Linked DNA regions of Homo sapiens: all the other regions are linked to region 3. A link is a loop called in an ENCODE intact Hi-C map of the cell type or tissue named here. Cell type or tissue: B cell. All regions are shown on one strand. Each heading gives the region's core, and the rest is flanking DNA. Links, peaks and the distances in the headings are about the cores only. Region 1 overlaps LOC101929129 (a long non-coding RNA gene). Region 2 has its middle 120 kb from the start of MIR629. Region 3 has its middle 44 kb from the start of MIR629.

Region 1 (6,110 bases), core at 601-5,600, 55 kb before region 3:
AATTCCCAGGTCCCCAACTCCTCAGAAAAGAGAATATTTTAGAGAGCATCTCCTAGGAGCCAGAACCTTACATAAATTCTCCTTTAACACTCACAACATCCCTTTTTGACAGTGTTTGTTGTCTCTGTTTTATGGAGAAAGGAGCTGAGGTTGGGGAGATTAAGTATCTTGGTCAAAGTCACAGAGATGGCAAGTTGCATGGCAAGATTTCAAACTCAAGCATTTGGACCTCAAAGTCAGAGCTCTTTCCACTATACCTCATCATGTCAGAGCTGCAGAGCATCTAGACTTGGGTATGGGGCACAGAGCTTTGATTCTAGCTCTGCCCCCACTTCTGTAGCACCTCGAGACACTCCCTTGTTCTCTCTAAGCTTCTGTTGTCTCATATGCAATAGGAACATTACATGCACCTAATCCAGGCTCAATCAAGGTGAATGCAAACATGTTGCTCCCCGAGCTGTAGAGAGGAAAGACAACTGGTATTTTGGGAGGGTGATTTTGACAGCATCTTTCAAAATTTTGGATGTGTGTGTTCTTTTATCTGGCAGTTCTACTTCCAGGAATTCATGTTAAAGAAACATATTCACATGTGAGTAAGAATGCATGTAAAAAGATGTTTATTTCAGCATTGTTTATAATAGCAAAAAAAATGGAAATAATATAAAGGCCCAAAGAAATTATGCATATCCATGATACAAAATGCTATTTATCATTGAAAAGGATCTACTGATGCAAAAATGTCCAAGATATATTACTTCAAAATAATAAAGTAGATTTATATATGATGGCACAGGAAGATCACAGGAAAGTATTTTAAGTGAAAAAAATAAATTTTAAGATGATCAATAAACCTACATATGCTTATTTATGTTTATACGTAGAGAAAAAATCATTTGGAAGGAAACACATCAAACTATTCACAATGGCTTCCTCTAGCAGCAATAAGAAGATGATGACTTCATTTTTTGTTTGTTTATATTTACTTTCTACATTTCTATATTGTTGAAAATGTTCACAAGTATGTATTCCATTTGTAATGCAAAGAAAGAGCAGAATTCTAGTGCTGTAAGAAACTTTGAAGATCACCACGGCCCAGAGAGAGAAGCCAATTTCTCGCTGTCATGCGGCCGGCCATTGGCTATCAGGCTGAAACCCTCTTGATGCCCAGTCCAGGCCGGCTTCAGCATCAGGGCAAGCTCTTTGGAAATCACAGAAGCCACAGAAGGCTGAGGAATTGATGATCTAACACAAAGGAAACTGCACCAGTCAGAGAGCAGAGATCAGCATGTGGGCCTGGCTCGGCCACCTACCTGCTGGGCTGGGCTTGAAGCAGGGGAGAGGCCTTTTCCAGCCCTTGTAGTACCCAAAGGAATGCCACCCTGAGGTCTCAGGTCAGGCCTCTGCTTAGCACGTGACCATCATGCTCCCCAGCAAGTCCCCCTCATTCCCCTCTGGCCCTGCCTTTACTATCCTCCCTGAGTGCCATGGACACAGCAGATGCACAATACAGGCAGCCTTGAATTCTACCAGGGAGGCTAGGAATGGCTGGGTGGCCTGTGGTCATGACCTGCCAGCAACTGGGTTGGAAGAGAGGACTTCTGAGCCCTGCAACTGACGCCATAGGGGCATGACTTTGCATTATCTGGAGCCAGTTTTTCCCTCCAGAAAATGGGCATAAGGGTGACCCATTCAAGCCATCATAAATAATGTACCACTTATAAAGCCAACCTCTCTAACTGTCCTGGGCTCATGTGACATTTTATCAAGAGCCCATCATGTCCTCAGTGTGTGTGGGTCCCAGAGGGGCAATCTCACTCCCCTCCCCTTCCAGTCACCCCTTACTGTCTCCTCCTAGAGCTGTGACCACCTGGGAAAACAGGACATGAATGCATGAAGCCACGGTGAGTCAGCAGATGGCGTGTCGTTCTGTCTGAGCATGGCAGGAGGTCAGAGAAGGGAAAGCCCCGAAGATGCCATTATGCAGAGCCCTGGCCTCCACCTCCCAGCAAGAGCTGGACCCAGCCTGCAAGCATGGCCAGCATGATTTCTGACGAAGCTCCCAACAGATGTGGCTTTCCAGATTCAGGTCTTTGCATTAGGGAAGAGGTGGGGAGGTATGTGAAGCAGTAAACAGAGATGCCGAAAGTTCTAAGTGCATAAAGTAAATATAAAGTAAATGTATATTTGGGAGAAAAGGTGAAATAGCTCTCTGAGTTTTCCTCTGATATGAAGCCTTTGCTTGAATCTTTAGACATGGTCTTTGTGTTTCACGTCCCGTGTTCTCAGAAGGACTTGGTGCTGTGTTTCTGTTGACATTCTTGCCCTGCCCCCACGATAGGGAGCTGGACAACCCATGTGACCTTGTTACACCAAGTAGGGTCTGTGGACCAGCAGCATCGGCATCTCCTGGGACCTTGTCAGAAACAGAGAATCTCAGACCCCACCCAGACCTACTGAATTTGAATTTGCATTTTTGCAAGGTCTCCAGGTGTTTCCGGCGCACAGTCATACTTGAGAAGCCGCCTGGCTCCAGGACGCAGGTTTCCCCTGGGGGTGTGCACTCATGCAATGGCAGGCATGTACCCTGACTTTAGGTGGTACAAGAGTGAACATTTACTATTTTCATGGGTTTTAACTTCAATGTCCCTTTATAGCAAATGGTGCATCATGTACAGAAATGGTAAGTTGACATAAATGGTGTATTTTAAAAGTGAGTCAATTCAAAGAAAACATTCCCTGACTAATAGTCTGGGGTGCTGAGAAATGACACCTTCAAAGGTGGGACAAGAATGGCTATTTCCAGAAGTGATGATCCAGTTTAGGCCCCTCAAGGAGGTAGGAATGAAGGGGCTGCTGCAGAGAGATGGGGGCTTGTCCAAGGCCAACAGTGGGAGTGTGGTGACGGAAGCGGACTGGAACTCAGCCCTGTCCAGGTCAGCAGCGCCCCTTCCTCCCTCTGCCCTGGTTGCACAGCTCGGCCTGAGGCTGGCTCTGCAGCCAGGGTGACGTCAGGAACTGGGACATCTGCAGGTGATACCATGCATATGCACAGAGTGCATGGCTGTTACTACAAACAAAGAGAATGTGTAGTCAGTGGAGCCCAAGGCTGAGCCATTTGGAGATGAACTGTCTCCCCTCCACCCAGGAACAACAGGGCACCCAACTCTTCATTCATGAATAAACATTGTAAGCTGCTCTGTGCAGGCTGAGAAGCCTAATGTTTTCTAGGTTTTCTAGATATGTTGGTGAGGTTTTGCAAACAGGAAATCTGAAGTTAGAAAGGAATTGGTCATTTACCTTCCCAGCCATCTCATGGACTTTGCTCAAATCTCTCAGATGGAGTCATTCACACACACACATACACACACACAAGCAACTTCACGATATGTTTAGGTTTTCTCTAAAGTTTTCTCAGCTGTGTTTGTACTCCCTGAGGTTTAGGGCTGTCGGTATCTGTTTTTTCACTTCTTCTACAGCACAGAATTGAGTAGTAAATTCTCTAGTCTCCTGTCCCCTTCCCATTGTCTTTTGCCTAGCTCCTTATCCTGGCATTCAAGGCTGCCATCGCTATGGCCTCAGTCTAACTTTCCAGGCTGTTTCCCATTGGTATCCTCTGCACACGATGTTCCAACCAAAATATGCCATGAGCCACATATATGAAGTTCAAGACCAGCCTGGGCAACAGGGCGAGACCCAGTCTCTATTAAAAAATAAAAATAAAAAAAGAGTAAACCACATGTGGTCAAACCATGCCCATGCTCTGCAACCTTCACACCTACTAGCTTTCCACAAAAGCTGTGCCTTTGCCTAGAATTTCCCTCCACCCTTGAAATTCTTCTCCCTTAGGGCCCAGCTTAAATGCCCTCTCCTCCAGGAAGCCTCTGAATTGTCCCCAAGCCCTTGAAACTCCCATAGTCCTCTATTGCTACCTCATTGTGACATTTAGAACAGGTCTTGAGTTTCAGCCTCCACAGCTGTAGGGGAGTGTTCCCTTTTCTCTGTGTTCCAGGCTGCCCAGCCCAGGCCTGGCTCATAGAAATCCCACCAGGTAAAATACTTTGGCCCTAGGTAAGTCCTGGGTTTGATTCCCAGCTTTGTTGGGACTACTAGTCAGGGTTGATGCTGGGTAAATTACCTAACCTATCTACTCAGCTATAAAATAGAAATATGAATCATGCCTTCATGGAGAAGGCATGATAGTAAAATGAGGCAGCGGGTACAATGTGCTTAACATTCTGCTTGGCACCTATTAAGTGTTTAATATATCATAGCTCTTATTCGTGTTATTGATAATAATAAAAGCAAACATTAAATGGATTGAAAGATAAAGTCATAAAATCTAGAACTGGATGGCCTCTGCAGGTGTCTGGGCCACTGGCCCATCCTGCCCACCTGCCCACAGGCCCCTTTGCCCTGCTGTGCCTCCCTCACATTCTGGCCCCAAAATGGTTGCTCCTGGCTGCTCCCTGAACCCAGGCCTGCCAGAAACCCTCTCCTTTTCCTTTACCCTGTGTCTCCAGTAAAGATCACAGGCATTTTAGGGGTCTGCAGTCTTCTTTGGGTTAAGAAGCAATGATCTGGTGCTAGCTCTCATTTTATGGGGAAGGAACCTGGCCTGGAGGGAAGGAGGTGTTTGCAAGGGAGGAGGTGCTCTCCAGGGAGGAGGTGCTCCCCAGGGAGGAGGTGATCACCAGGGAGAGGGTGCTCACCAGGGAGGGGGTGCTCACCATGGAGGAGGTGCTCCCCAGGGAGGAGGTGCTAACCAGGGAGGGGTTGCTCACCAGGGAGGGGGTGCTCACCAGGGAGGAGGTGCTCCCCAGGGAGGAGGTGCTTGCCAGGGAGGAGTCCTCGCTACCCCAGAGCCACGGCACTCAGACCAGCAGGGCTCTGCATTTTCCAGAGTGGCATTTCCCCCCTCTAGGTCTGGCACAGATGTGGCTGCTGAGAGCCTGCCTCACTTATTCCTGTTTTCAAAGAACAATGACCCTTTCCTCATCCATATCTTTCTTAACAAATGTACTTGTCTGAGAGAAGCATAACTTCCAAGTCTTCCTTCCCTGAATTGGGAAGAGACTTCAAGGAGAGCAAACTTTCCGAGGACCAGCCCTGGGGTCGAGCCTGAAATAGAATTCCCAGCAGGTAGTCAGCCCCTTCCTTTCCATGGAGGGGTCAAAGCCTGCTCAGGGCTATGCTCACAGGAGCCCCTCTGGGAATGAGCAGGGCACTTCCCCTCCTAGGTGTTGGGGTGACCCCACAGATGGGAGGGAGAGGGCTGGAGGCAGCTAAGACTCTGGAGAGGTGTGTCAGGCTGGAGTCAACTCTGAGGAGCAGAGGCAGGGTGGGACAGCCTGAGCCAAACACCAGGGACAAAAGACGAATTTATGTGAGCCAGCCTCCTTTGAAAGCGAGGAAGCAGGGAGACAGGTCAGTTGACAGCTATAGGAATACAGTAGAAGTCGGATTTCTCAAGAGCTTACAGTGAGCACCAGCTCCTCTAAACCTTGGAGCACCCCTAGGAGGGAGACTCTCATATCATCCCCACTCCACCGTTGCAGTCAAGGCAAGACACTGGTTCCATTTCAAATACCACTCAGCTCCACTTGGGAAAGACAAATACTAAGTCTGAAATAACGAAAAGCTGCCCAAGTGTTTGGTTGAGAGTGGGACAGGAGATGGGGTTTGGGGACCAGGAACGGCTGCACAAGCCCAACCTGAAATGCTTACCCCTAGAGTCACTCCTTTGGGTTAAAGTGACCCAAGGATAATTGAAGGAGGTAAACAGGAGAGGGAAAGCAAGCTCTTCTAGTTGCTTACCAGGAAAGTGATGACCAGACAAGCTGCCTGCCCTTGCCTAGCAGAGCTCTGGGACCCCCAGTTTAGGTCCAGGAACAAAAGGCAGGGTCTGGCTCCACAGAGTAGAGACTTCAAGAAAAACCTGGAGAGGCTTCCCAACAGAGAGGACCTGGCAGGTTTTCTTGTAAGCCAGTCAACCATCTAGCTTTTTTAACATCCCAAGGAATGCCCTTTATGAGCTTAGGATCAGCAGACAGGGTGAAGGTTAGAGCTGTCAGTTTACACGGTCCCCACAGGCTTTTACCGTGTATTGTACT
Region 2 (6,110 bases), core at 713-5,712, 77 kb before region 3:
CTAATTCTCTATTGTCTTCCTTCTCCTCTCCCTACTCCCACCCCTTCCCATGTTTTCTCCCTCACCCGTCCCTCAGCCAACTGGGTACCTTGGAGCTGGGCAGACTCTAAACTGTGGGCAAGAGGAGTCTGGGACCCCACAGTGTGGTTCGTGGCCCGGTTGGGGGCACTGCTGCCCTTGTTGGATGATGTGCACATGGCTCTGTGTGAGGAGCCCAGGCTCCACGGTGGCTGTGAGTTCTGTCACCTCCCACAGCCCTTGTCAGTCAATGTCAACATGACATACCATGGTACAATTTGTCACACATCCCTTTTGGACGCATTGCCACTGGGACTTGTTTTAAGTTCCTCAGCCCAGCACCAGGCTAGTGGAGAAGTGATGTTGTTGGCACAAAAGGGTCACGAGCTGAGGCCTCGGGATAGTGGTGGCCCACCAGGCAAGGCCGGGACTCAACCCAGGCAGGCATGCAGCGTGCTCTTGGAGGCTGGAGGGCTGCAAAGCATCCCAGGCTCTCCAGGCTGTGGCTGTGTCAGTTACTGGGCAATGAGGAAACATTCTGCCTTGCTGTAAGAGTCATGTCCTCTTCTCACACAAGCTGAGGAATGAGACACTAACTGTGCCAGTTGCCAGTCACCTGGCTAGAAGACCTGACCCTCACAGGTGGCGCCAACCACAGAGCTCAGACCAGCGCCACAGGACACTGGGGGGCAAGCAGCAGTGCCCAGTGGCATGTCAGGGAGTCGCCTGCATGATCAGTCCACAGTGGCACAGGGGCCCCACATGGCTGAAGGCCCCTCTTGCCCCAGCCACGTAAGGATTGCTCTGCTCTCCAATAAATCCCTTTATGTAGGTTGCCTTGCACACTGTGGGCATCAAGTGTAGCCAAGAAATACAAAATGCTTGAAAAAAAAAAACAACACTGTATTGGGGCTCAGGAGAGCTGACTTCTGTCTCTAGCCCGATATATGGACACAGGTAGGTCATTACCTTATCCAAGCTTGTTTCCTCATTTATAAAGCAAAGCATTTGGTCAACCAGGGCCCTTTGGGCTGACATCAGAGATAGAAACTTGGTTGAACACTTTTAGTGGAGTGTGTATGTGTCCAAATGGTGAGGGTTTACGACACACTTCAAACTGACCCTCCTGACCTAACCCCACCCTGCCAGCCCCTCCTGCTGTCCTTGTCAAGGGTGGTGTCACCTGAATGGCTTTGCTCATCTTTCCTTTCCTGACTTATTGATACATCGCTCCTCCCTTGACCCATCTCCACGTGGCCAAGCACATGTCCAAATGCTCCAAGACAGACGCCAGCCCTCAGTTCACACACCTGGGCTTCAGCACGCTTGGCAGCAAAACCTGCTGACCTCAAGCTGCTGCTGGAATTGGAGGAGAAGTGATGAAAAAGGCACCTTTCCCAACCACAAAGGAAGTTGCTGATAGGAGTGTGTCGTCACCATCTTCAGCCTCTATTTCATGTTCAGAGCCCTTTATATGCAAAATGATGCCTCCCCTGTTGCATTTGATTCCTCTGGGTACCATTCAGTACTCACCTGGCCAGGTAAGTATTCCCATTTCACAGGTGAGGGAATTGAGGACTGGATTAGAGAATAGATTTGATCATAGCAGCCCATGCCATGAGGCAATGCAGGTCTTTTATCTTCCCAATCAGCACCCTTTCTCCTACAATACATGGAGAGGCCCCACTCCCACACTGAATGTCCCATGCATGATAATAATAATAATAATTCATAGGTATTGAATGTTTTCTGTGGATCAGGCATTATTCTGGTTTTTCTAAATATGTATTATCTCATTTAATGCTCAAACGAAACAAGACAAAAAACACATGGCATAGATACATCCCCATTTTACACATTAAAAAACTGAGGCCCAGAAACATTAAGTATCTTGACCAAGGACTCTGCTACTAAGTGGTGCAGCTGAGAACTGCATCGCCCTCACCTCACTCAGGGGAGACAGGCATCTCCAGGGAGGTGGAATGGTTGGGGAAGGCTTCACACACCAGGGAGCTCACAACCAGCTCCAGGGGCACCTTCTCAGGGACTCTTACTTCTGAGTGGCCTGACCCCTGCTGGAAGGGCTTTCTTACCATGTAGATCACTCTGGTCTACTCCTGTGGACTGAGAACTCAACTCCATGTCCCCGGAAGTCCATACCAGAACCTGAGCAGGTCAGACCACAATCTGCCACTGCCTAAGGCCCTGCACAGGTGGGCAGAGCGTGGAATAACAGATCCGTGGTAGTTCTCTCCTTCCCACCTTCTCCCCTCTCCTCCAATTCCTCCCTTCCTCTCAGGTAATCTGGGTGCTAAAAATAATAGTCAAACAGATGAAAACAAAGAAACAAGTGTGCAAAAAGCCGTAGGCCTGCTGGGTTCTCTGCTTTCTCTTCACACACACACACATACACACACACACACGTTGGTGGGACAGTGGTGGACAAAACAAGCCCAGACTGGTGAATTGACCTAATTTTTTCCAAGGGCTTCAGCAGCTCCCAGAATGTGCCTGGAGTCCCTTGAGATCTGCCTCAGGGCCCAACAGGCCTGAGGGCTGGCCCATCTCTGGTCAGTAGCCTCAACGGGGCAGCCAGTCACCCATCAGAATATCCTCAAGGAGGCCAGGTGTGGTGGCTCACGCCTGTAATCCCAGCACTTTGGGAGGCCGGGTCACCTGAGGTGACATCACCCAGTCCTTGGGGTCTATGCATCATTTGACAGAGAATTTCCTCCTGTGGTCTACTCTTTGATGTCAGTGGGTTAAGAAACTTCTGCCTAAAGGTGTTGTCTTTCTCTGATGAGAAGAGGAATTAGGGGAAGTAACCCCGGTCTTCAGAGTGTGGTCTACAGTCCAGCAACATCTGCACTGCCTGGGAGCTCTTTAAGAAGACAGAATCAGGGACACCACCCTAGATCTGCTGAATCACAGTCTGCATGTTCATGAGACCCCCCACCCCCAGGTGATTCATGTGCAAATTAAAGTTTGAGAAATAGCTCTTTAGAGTACCATATAGGAGCAAACAACACTCTTCCTCCAGAGAGAGAAAGTATGGTCATATTAAAATCCCGGGTGTGGGAATCAAAAGTCCTAGTTATCCCCCGACACTTTTCCTAAACAGCCTGTGAATCAGGACAAGTTACTCCACCTCCTTGGGCCTCAGATGTCTCAGAAACTCTTGTGTACCAAAAAACAGCACAAACGAGGATAGTCACTGCAGTGAGGCTTGCCATAGCAAAAAGTAAGAAACAATCTAAAGATCCACCAATAGGGAAATGGCTTAGTAAATGAGGATGCATACACACGGTGGGAGGAGCCGTGATCCTGATGTTGATTTTCCCTGGCTTTTAGGAAGAGATGGGCCTGTAGATGTGCAGCTGGAAACTACATTTCCCAGCCTCCCTTGCAGCCACAAGAGTAGCCAATGAGTTGTAAGCAGAGTGATGGCTGCATCTTCTGGGTCACATCTTGAAAGGAAAACACTTGCCCTCCATTTCCTCTTTCCTCTTTTCCAGGGCCTGGAAAAAGCTCCCCTTTCTGAGGGTGGGGAGCTAGTTTCTGTCATGCAAATGGAGACAACACCCTAAGAGATGACAAAGCAACAAGGGAGGAGGAGCCTGGCTCTGAGATGATGTGGTGGAGTCATCAGAGCTGCCTACCCATCTGATCACTGCCTGCTCCAGCACTTACATGGAAACCACCTCCTACCTTGTGCAAGCTTCTGTAAGTTGGTCTTTGTAAAAGCAGCCAAACCAACATCCAAACTAATGTTCATAACATGGAGTCTTTAAAAAGAACAAAGTAGCTTTATAAGCACCTCTATGATGTGATCTCCAGATACGCTATTGGGTGAAAATGTAAAGTTGCAAAAAAAACTCACACACAGTATGATTCCATTTAGGTCTAAGCATGCACAAACCCACACACAGAGAGAAACATATAGATGTCTATGTGTCCATATGCATATATGGAAAAGCAGAGAAAAAGAATGAAAAGGATCCATGCCAACTGACAGCAGTGGAAACCTCTAGAAAAGATACTAGTTTTGTTTCGTAGATGTTGAAGTAAGAATTGTGCATTGCGTCTTTGAATCTTGCATAATGAGACTGTAGTCACCTATTCCTAAGCCCCCTTCCACCACGACATCTTTTGATCCTAAGCAAGATTTTACACCACCATCCCCTAACCACCCATCATTCCTGAAGGTACTCAGGACGTCTTGATTAACAAAATTAATCTCCATTCCATCCCACCCAAGCCTTCCTCTCCCTAGTCAGTGTTCCAGCTTTCTTCACTCTCTCTATTCAACCAAATCTTCCCTTTTGTCTCTTTGCCTCTTTGTTAATCATGAGCTTGGGAAGCCTGTGATAGGCTAATCTCTGTTAGTATGAACTCAGTAATGGATGTCTCAGCTGATGGTGCTTACCTACCTGCCCCATATCTCACCTCCTTGGTGTACCTAAGCCCAGGTGTAGACCTGGCATAGAACAGGTGTACAATAAATACTACAAGAGAGAACACAAACAAACCTTGAAGGCATTATGCTATATGGAATTAGCCAGTCACAAAAGGACAAATATTATACAATAAATTCCACTTACATGAAGTGTCTAGAATAGGCAAATTCACAGATTCAGAAAGTAGAACAGTGGTTACCAGGGGCTTTGGGGAGAAGGGTTGTGAAGTTAGTATTAGGTTGGTGCCGTTACTTTCAACCTAATACTTAATGGGTGCAGAGTTTCCATTTGGGAAGATTAAAAATTTCTGGAGCTGGATGGTGGTGATGGAATCACAGCAATGTGAATGTATTTAATGCTGCTGAACTATACACTTAAAACAGTTAAAATGATCAATCTTATGTATATTTTGCCACAATTTTAAAAATCAGTCCAGGTCAGGTGTGGTGTGGTGGCTCTGGCCTGTAATCCTAGCACTTTGGGAGGCCGAGGTGGGCAGATCACTTGAGGACAGAGTTTGAGACCAGCCTGGCCAATGTAGTGAAACCCCATCTCCACTAAAAATACAAAAATTAGCCAGGGATGGTGGCACGCACCTGTAATCCCAGCTGCTTGGGAGGCTGAGGCACAAGGATTGCTTGAACCCAGGAGGTGGAGATTGCAGTGAGCCGAGATGGTACCACTGCACTCCAGCCTGGGCAACAGAGTGAGACTCTTTCTCAAAAGAAAAAAATAATGAAAATTAAAATCAGTCCATAAACTAGTTCAACCATTGTGGAAGTCAGTGTGGCAATTCCTCAGGGATCTAGAACTAGAAATACCATTTGACCCAGCCATCCCATTACTGGGTATATACCCAAAGGATTACAAATCATGCTGCACATGCACACGTATGTTTATTGCGGCACTATTCACAATAGCAAAGACTTGGAACCAACCCAAATGTCCAACAATGATAGACTGGATTAAGAAAATGTGGCACATATACACCATGGAATACTATGCAGCCATGAAAAAGGATGAGTTCATGTCCTTTGTAGGGACATGCATGAAGCTGGAAACCATCATTCTCAGCAAACTATCACAAGGACAAAAAACAAAACACTGCATGTTCTCACTCAGGTGGGAATTGAACAATGAGAACACATGGACACAGGAAGGGGAACATCACACACCGGGGCCTGTTGTGGGGTTGGGGGAGTGGGGAGGGATAGCATTTGGAGATATACCTAATGTTAAATGACGAGTTACTGGGTTCAGCACACCAACATGGCACATGTATACATATGTAACTATCCTGCACGTTGTGCACATGTACCCTAAAACTTAAAGTATAATAAAAAAAATACTTAGAAAAAAAAAAAAATCAGTCCAAAAGTCAATGAATAGAAGAGGGAAGGGAGGGAGGGCAGCAAGCCTGTGCTGGACGGTGCTCTGTGGGAGAGAGTGCTTCCTGGTACCCTTCGGAATTCCCAGAGCACTTTGCCTTCTGCCTCAAAATTCTTAGTTCTGAAAACTTCCTTCCAAGCCACACTTAACAGATAGCATGCTTTTTGCAAATTGAAGGTTTGTAGCAACCTTGTGTCCACTAAGTCTGTTGACGCCATTTTTCCAACAGCATGTGCTTGTTTCCTG
Region 3 (6,110 bases), core at 813-5,812:
CCCCCAACCCCTACCCGATGGTGTCTCCTGGCCAGGGCAACTGCTGTTGGTCTCACTAGCACCTCCCTCTGCCCTTACTCAGGGAGCCTCTCTGGAGGTTAATCTGTGTCAACTCAGCCCTACAGCCACACTAGCTGCTGGCCCACCCTCCTGGGACCCCAACACCACCAGAGATGGCAGACCACCCCAGAAGGCTCCCCTTACCCTTCACTTACAGATGGGGCAGTGTCTTGCCTAGGGCCCCCGAACTCATAAGGGGCAGCAGCCCAAAGGGCCATGGGAACCAGGGACAGTCCTATCCAGAGATGCCACAGGGGACTTGGTGGCTACTCTCCTGAAATAGGCAAACCTAGTCCCAACATTCCCTCTCCCTGGATGGACACTGTCATGTTGTAACGAAAAAGAACATTACAGTTCGAGAGACAATTTTGCTTTTCTCCTGGGCACCAGGGGACTGGAGAAAGCACAGAGAAGGGTGTTCAAAATTTACTTTATTTGCATACTTAGGAGGGGGCCAACAGACTCAGCCCCCACCGGGTTTGAAGCAGGGCAGCCCACTAGCTGGTTGCTTGTGTTTGGGAGGTCCATTGAGCTCCCTGGGCCTCAGTTGCCTCCTCTGTAAAATGGGAGTAATTGGGAGCCACTTCCTGGATCAGCCTCTGGAGGTCAAGTGAGGCTAGGCTTGTAGTAAGGCACCGGGCACAGACGCACAGGGATGGGTGCGGGAGGCAGCGGCTGTCATTCCATTGGCGTGGTAAAACGTCTGAAAGAATATTCACCAAAATGTAAAGTAGTGGGGCAGGGAGGTTATCGCCGAGGGGCAGGATTTCGGTGATTCTCATTCCTTTTCTTCTTTTCCTTTTCTTTTGGCTTATCTGAATTTCCCAAATATTCCACAATGTTCCTGAATGCATTGTGTCACTTGAAAATGATAATAAGGGAAAAACAAGCACTAAGCCCTGCTGTGGTGTGTGGCCGCCTCCATGCTGGGGGAAGGGAGCCCAGGGCAGTGGCAAAGCCCAGGCCCAGCGCCCCAGGCGCGGGGGAAGGCGATGCCCCCTCCCCGGGGCAGGGAGGACCCCCTACCCCAGCGGGCGGGCGGGCCCAGCCCCGCTCACTCGCTCCGGCTGCGCCTGGCTCAGACAATGCGAACACACAATCATTCATTATAACTCAATTACAGTGATTAAAGCTGGTGGCATGCAGAGGCAGGAGGGAGTGTTGCCAACAAAATTTACACTCCGTGTCATCAGCGAGAGATAACAGCAGCTGACGCGGCCGATCGCCTCCCCTGCCATCTGCTCAGTGCGGGGGCCGCCCGAGGGGCGAGGGCCGCTGCGCGCTAATGGTGGACCGTGGAGCAGAGAGCTGCGGAGATGGGCTGCCTCGGGCTGGGACTGGGATAGCAGCAGCGCTGGCTAGACAAGCCAGCCGCCACCCCTCCCTGCAGAATTGGCCGCCCCCCGAAACTCGGCATCTGGAATGGGGCTGTGGGGAGGCCAGGGTGCTACTGTTCTGGGTTGGGCCCACCATGGCAGAGGGTGGGATTCTGACGTCTGGTTTCCACCCCGCTGTTTCAGATGAGGAAACTGAGGCACAGATGCGCAAAGAATCACACCCAGTAATCCTGGGGCACAGCCAAAACTTAGGCCTGCTCTGGGAATGGTGCAGAGAGGGAGGCAGGGAGCTGAGGACACTCTGGACTACAGGGAGAGGGAAGTTGGCCAGGGTGAGGCCTGAGACCCTGGAGGCCCAGAGGCATCAAGAATGGTGGCAGGAGGGCCCACAGGGCAATACATGGAGCACTAGGCACAGGGCAGGGCTGCTGGGGGAATGTCACGGGTGGGGGAGAGATGGCTGGCCTGTGTCAGGTGGGCTCTGGCCACAGTGACCAAGAGAAACTCAGGGGGAAGGGTTGGAGGCAGAAGCCCACAGCTGACATCTGTGCTACCACAAGGTAGAAGGTTGGGGAGGGTAAGCTGCCTTTCAAGGGGTAGCAATGACGCAGGCCATCCCAGAACACTAGGCTTCCAGCTTTGCCAGCCGCAGGAAACAGGGCACCTGTTCAATGGACCAGCAGATGTAGCTGGTCTCCCATCTGGGAGAGTCTCCCCTCTGAGTCCTGTTGAGCAGCAGTGGGACATGGAAGGTGAAAGATGGGTTCAGGCCCCTCTTCCCCTGGTTATGCACTGGGTACATTCTTCTGGCTGTGCCATGCTCTGAGGCTACCGTCACCGTGCTAGTGCCCACGCTGCCAGCTGCCTGGCGTCCTCCTCTCTGCCTTGCCCTGACACCACAAGTAGAGCTTGTTTCCCAATGGCCGAATTCCACCCAGAGTCTCCTTGTTATACTGTCAGAGGCTCCTTGGTTCCCCCAGAGTCCATCTCAGTCCTCAGCATTCTCCTGTCACCCTCACCCTCCCTCAGGAGCCTCTGCACATGCCACACTGCCCCTCCTCCATGGCCTTCCTCATCCCCCTCATCCTTCAGAGCGCAGCTCAGACCTTACCTCTTCCAGGAAGCCATCCTGGCCCTGGGGGCCCGTGGGTGCCTGTCCTTTGGACTTCCATGCCCCTGTGCCAGTTAGTGCCCTAGGAGCACTGGTCATGGAATATTAGGGTCATCTGGGGATGGGGCCGTTCCCCACCCCCAACCCTGGCAGCAGCTTGGGGGCAGAGGCTGGGTCCTGTTCATCTCTGAAGTCTGGGGCCCAAACCGAGTGGGTCTCTGGAAATGTTTGTTGACTGGATAGAGGCTGAATGACTGTGTGCCAGGATGGCCAGACAGGACCTGACACAATAACTGTCTCACGAGGCCTGGCTCAGGTGAGTGCAGAACAGAGCCCACAGATGGGGCAGAGATCAGTGTCCTCAGAGTGAAAAGCTAGGGCAGGAAGCTCAAGGGACGGGAGCCACTCTCCTGCCGGCTCGGGCCTCTCCCCACATCCATTTGGAGCCCCTCAGTTCCTGCCCATACGACCCCACTCTGTGCTCACCAGCTCTCCCACCCCAGGTGGCAGGGCAGGGCTGATGGCTCAGAATGGACCCTCAGAGCTGCTGACTGGAGGCCGAAGGAAAGAGGGAAGAGGGAGGCAGTTGCCCTCTCTCTCCCCCTGCACATCGCAGGTCAGGCCACCTAGAGACTAGGACATAACCAGCTGCAGATAGCAGAGAAAGAATGAGATCCAGGCAGGGCCACATGGCCCTGCTCAAGATGCACAATCCCCTGAATTCCCCAAGAAGAACTGAAAGAGGAAGCTGAGGAGGGGTGGTGGAGGCTGGGGATGGGGTGAGGAGCTCTGCAACACAGAAACACTCAAGAGTCAAGAAGCCTGGGTGTTCGTTTCAGTCTCGACTCGAGGTTGTGTGAAGTCACCCATTCCTTCGTTCTGCACACGGTGCAAGGCACTGGGGATACCAGAGGGACTGAGCTTGACAGAGGTCCTGCTTCCATGAAACTTTCAATTCCAAGTCACTGTGTTCTCTGGGCCTCAGTGTCCCCATCTGTAACAAAGATATTGGACTAGATCTGGCTTTCCCAAGCTGTGGCACAGAGGAGAGTTTTGTAAGAAAGATGACGAGGCATTGAAAACCATGGGCTGCAGAGCAGGAAATTATTCTCTTCCCAATTCTCATTCAATCATTTCTGATTTGGACAAGGCGCAGGTTTCATTTGGGTGCGAATGTCCAACACAGCTCTCAAACACTGGGTCATCTCCCTTTTTTAACAAGGAAGGAGTGAGAACTTGAGGTACAGCTACTTAGAATTGTTTTCATTGCATTTACAAGTATGCAGACTTTTAAATTTAAGGTAAGGAATATTGGTATTTTATTTATGATAATATATAAAGTTTCCTTTTAAAATCTTTACATTTAGGCTTTAAAAAGTAAACTTATTTTTTTAAACCTATGAGGTAAATCATAGGCTGGTGGGTTCTAGACCAGGGCAAATATCATTAGATGACTGCGATTCTTTGATTGCGTAGGTCTAGGTAGCTCTGTCCATGTTGGTGGGTAGGACTTAGAGGCCTGAACACCTGCGCCTCCTGGAACTGAGCCAGCAGGGCCAGAGGAGGGTGCCTCACACTGATAGAAAGGTGATGGTGAGTCAAGTAGCAGTCTTGGGTAACATCTGTCCTTAGGGCTTCCTGGAGACTAGGGAGTGTGTCCCCAAACAAGCTTGAATGCAAATTACTTTCGTTGACAAACAAGCTGATCTACATAGTGCATGCACAGCAGTTGGCAGCAGTTTCCAAATAGTGCCCTGCACAGAGGGATGGCCTCTCTGTGCAGTATTCAGCAAAGTGATTCAGTACTGTGGGCTTCCTCCCTCCTCCCTTCCTCCCTCCCTCCACCTGCTGACCCTCCTGGGAGACACTAGAGGTTCTCTAAGGAGTAGCTCCAGCCCTAGCACAAGGAATCTACAAACTCTTCAGGCCCATCCAAGGACAAACTAGCTCAGAACTGCAGAGAGGCAAGCAGTTCAGGGACTGGCATGTCTAAAATGCCTTTCCCTCTATAAACCTACAACCCCGATGCACTCTTAAACACCTAGTCAAATGTGATCTCCTCTGGGAAGCCTTCATGAATACTTCCCCTTTTTGACCCTTCTGAGAGTTGCCTCTTCCCCCGATGAGGACCCCCACAATATGCTGTCCAGGCCACTAATTATTAATTAGTAGAATTTGTTTTTTCCACTAACAAGTGCATTCTGTGAGGGTATAGATCACTTACCTCTATATTTCGTGCCCCTAGCCTCCAACACTGGGTCTGTTCTGTCTATATTTATTGAATTAATGCATGGGTGTGTGGGCCGATATGCTTGGCTTACAATCCTGAGCAAATTTTCAGATTCTACTCACTCTACTTCTCCTTTTAAGGAAAGGAAACTTTTCATTGAAAGCATTCTTTTGGGCATTTAGTAACTGTTTACCAAACACCTATCAGATGACAGGTACTCCATTAGGAACTGGGAATAGAGAAGTGAACCAAACTTGATCTCTGCCCTCAAGAAATTCACAGTTGGTTGGTTGGAAAAATGAAGCAAGCAGCAAATGAATAGCAACAAGGGAAGAATTTGAAATTCATCTTCACTTAGGTGTAAACCACTCAGAATTTAATCTACTTAGCAAGGAGATACAGGTAGAAGATCAATGAGGTTAAATAAAAAAACCCTGTAACCCTGAATTTGAATTAGAAGCCTCAGTAGACCTCACGGTCTATTTATATATTAACAAATATATAAATATGCACATACACATTTCTTAGCTCTGCTACTGAAAAGGCCCAGAAACAATGATCATTTCATTAGCATCAAGCACCCCAAGCACCCAGATTATGGTCTCCAAATACCACTTTCCACTAAACAGAACCAAGGTTCATTGGAAAAAATGGCCAACTCCACATCCAGGATGGAAAATGTACAAGATGAGCCAGGGACATTGTCTTTTACCAGAAAGCATGGAAGCTCTCAAAGACTAGTATGGTCGTATTAAAAAGACTCAGGAGGCATCTTCAAGAGGATCCCCAAGTAGGATGATTTCAGAAGCAATAAAGATAACTCCACTTGACTCAAACATATCAAATATGTTTAAATTCACACATTCATAATGTTTTAAAAAAGAATACCTCATTGGTCAATTGCTGAGGATACTGAAGAATTAACTTATTATTTTGAAAATTGGCAAATAAAGCAAATGAATCAAGCATTCATCTTGCCTTTCCTGTATGAACTGTACTTCAAGGTAACCAAATGGTTGGTGTGGGGCAGTTTCTTTTTATAACAATATTCAAGCAAATGTTGCAATTGGAATCACCCTTATGTAGCCCCTAATGAGTTAATGAATCTACACAATGATCATCGGTGACTGCTAACATACAAAAGGAGAAGCATCTAGCTGCTATGTGTTTCCTAATGAATCTATGAAGTATTCTGCCTCCCTCCAAAATCAAGCCTGGATCTAATCAAGCTCCAAGATCTAACTACAATTTAGCAATCAGCAAAATTCAGACTATGTGAAGCTCTAAGGACAAATTTGGTTTTTTTTCCAGTAAATAAATATGTGTGTGTATGGATGTGTATGAGAGAGAGGATGTGATATGAAGCAGGAAT

What was found. Hi-C counts contacts between places; a loop is a spot of excess contacts. Peaks named below come from ENCODE experiments on the same cell type or tissue, not always from the same donor. Only the 100,000 strongest peaks of a DNase experiment are listed, where the experiment ranks them.
Region 1: a loop joins it to region 3, with 8 times the contacts of the local background. A loop is called at or near these places in 4 of 110 quality-filtered maps.
Region 2: a loop joins it to region 3, with 2.7 times the contacts of the local background. A loop is called at or near these places in 2 of 110 quality-filtered maps.

Annotation. Positions count from the first base shown.
Region 1 is chr15:69,977,521-69,983,630 of GRCh38, forward strand. All of the region lies in intron 2 of LOC101929129 (a long non-coding RNA gene), which reads right to left. Among named protein-coding and RNA genes, the nearest start is that of MIR629, 99 kb to the right of the region's middle. RefSeq lists enhancers at 1,845-1,904, 2,735-2,794. In B cell, for the core only: CTCF peaks have their summits at 2,859 and 3,063; DNase peaks (open chromatin) are centred at 1,971, 2,461 and 2,951; H3K4me3 peaks cover 1,389 bases; H3K27ac peaks cover 2,033 bases.
Region 2 is chr15:69,955,279-69,961,388 of GRCh38, forward strand. No RefSeq gene overlaps it. Among named protein-coding and RNA genes, the nearest start is that of MIR629, 120 kb to the right of the region's middle. In B cell, for the core only: no CTCF peak of the experiment used is centred there; a DNase peak (open chromatin) is centred at 2,783.
Region 3 is chr15:70,032,612-70,038,721 of GRCh38, forward strand. No RefSeq gene overlaps it. Among named protein-coding and RNA genes, the nearest start is that of MIR629, 44 kb to the right of the region's middle. RefSeq lists enhancers at 1-234, 235-845, 2,955-3,054, 3,145-3,274, 4,418-4,527. In B cell, for the core only: no CTCF peak of the experiment used is centred there; DNase peaks (open chromatin) are centred at 3,260, 4,090, 4,660 and 4,820; H3K4me3 peaks cover 1,186 bases; H3K27ac peaks cover 2,667 bases.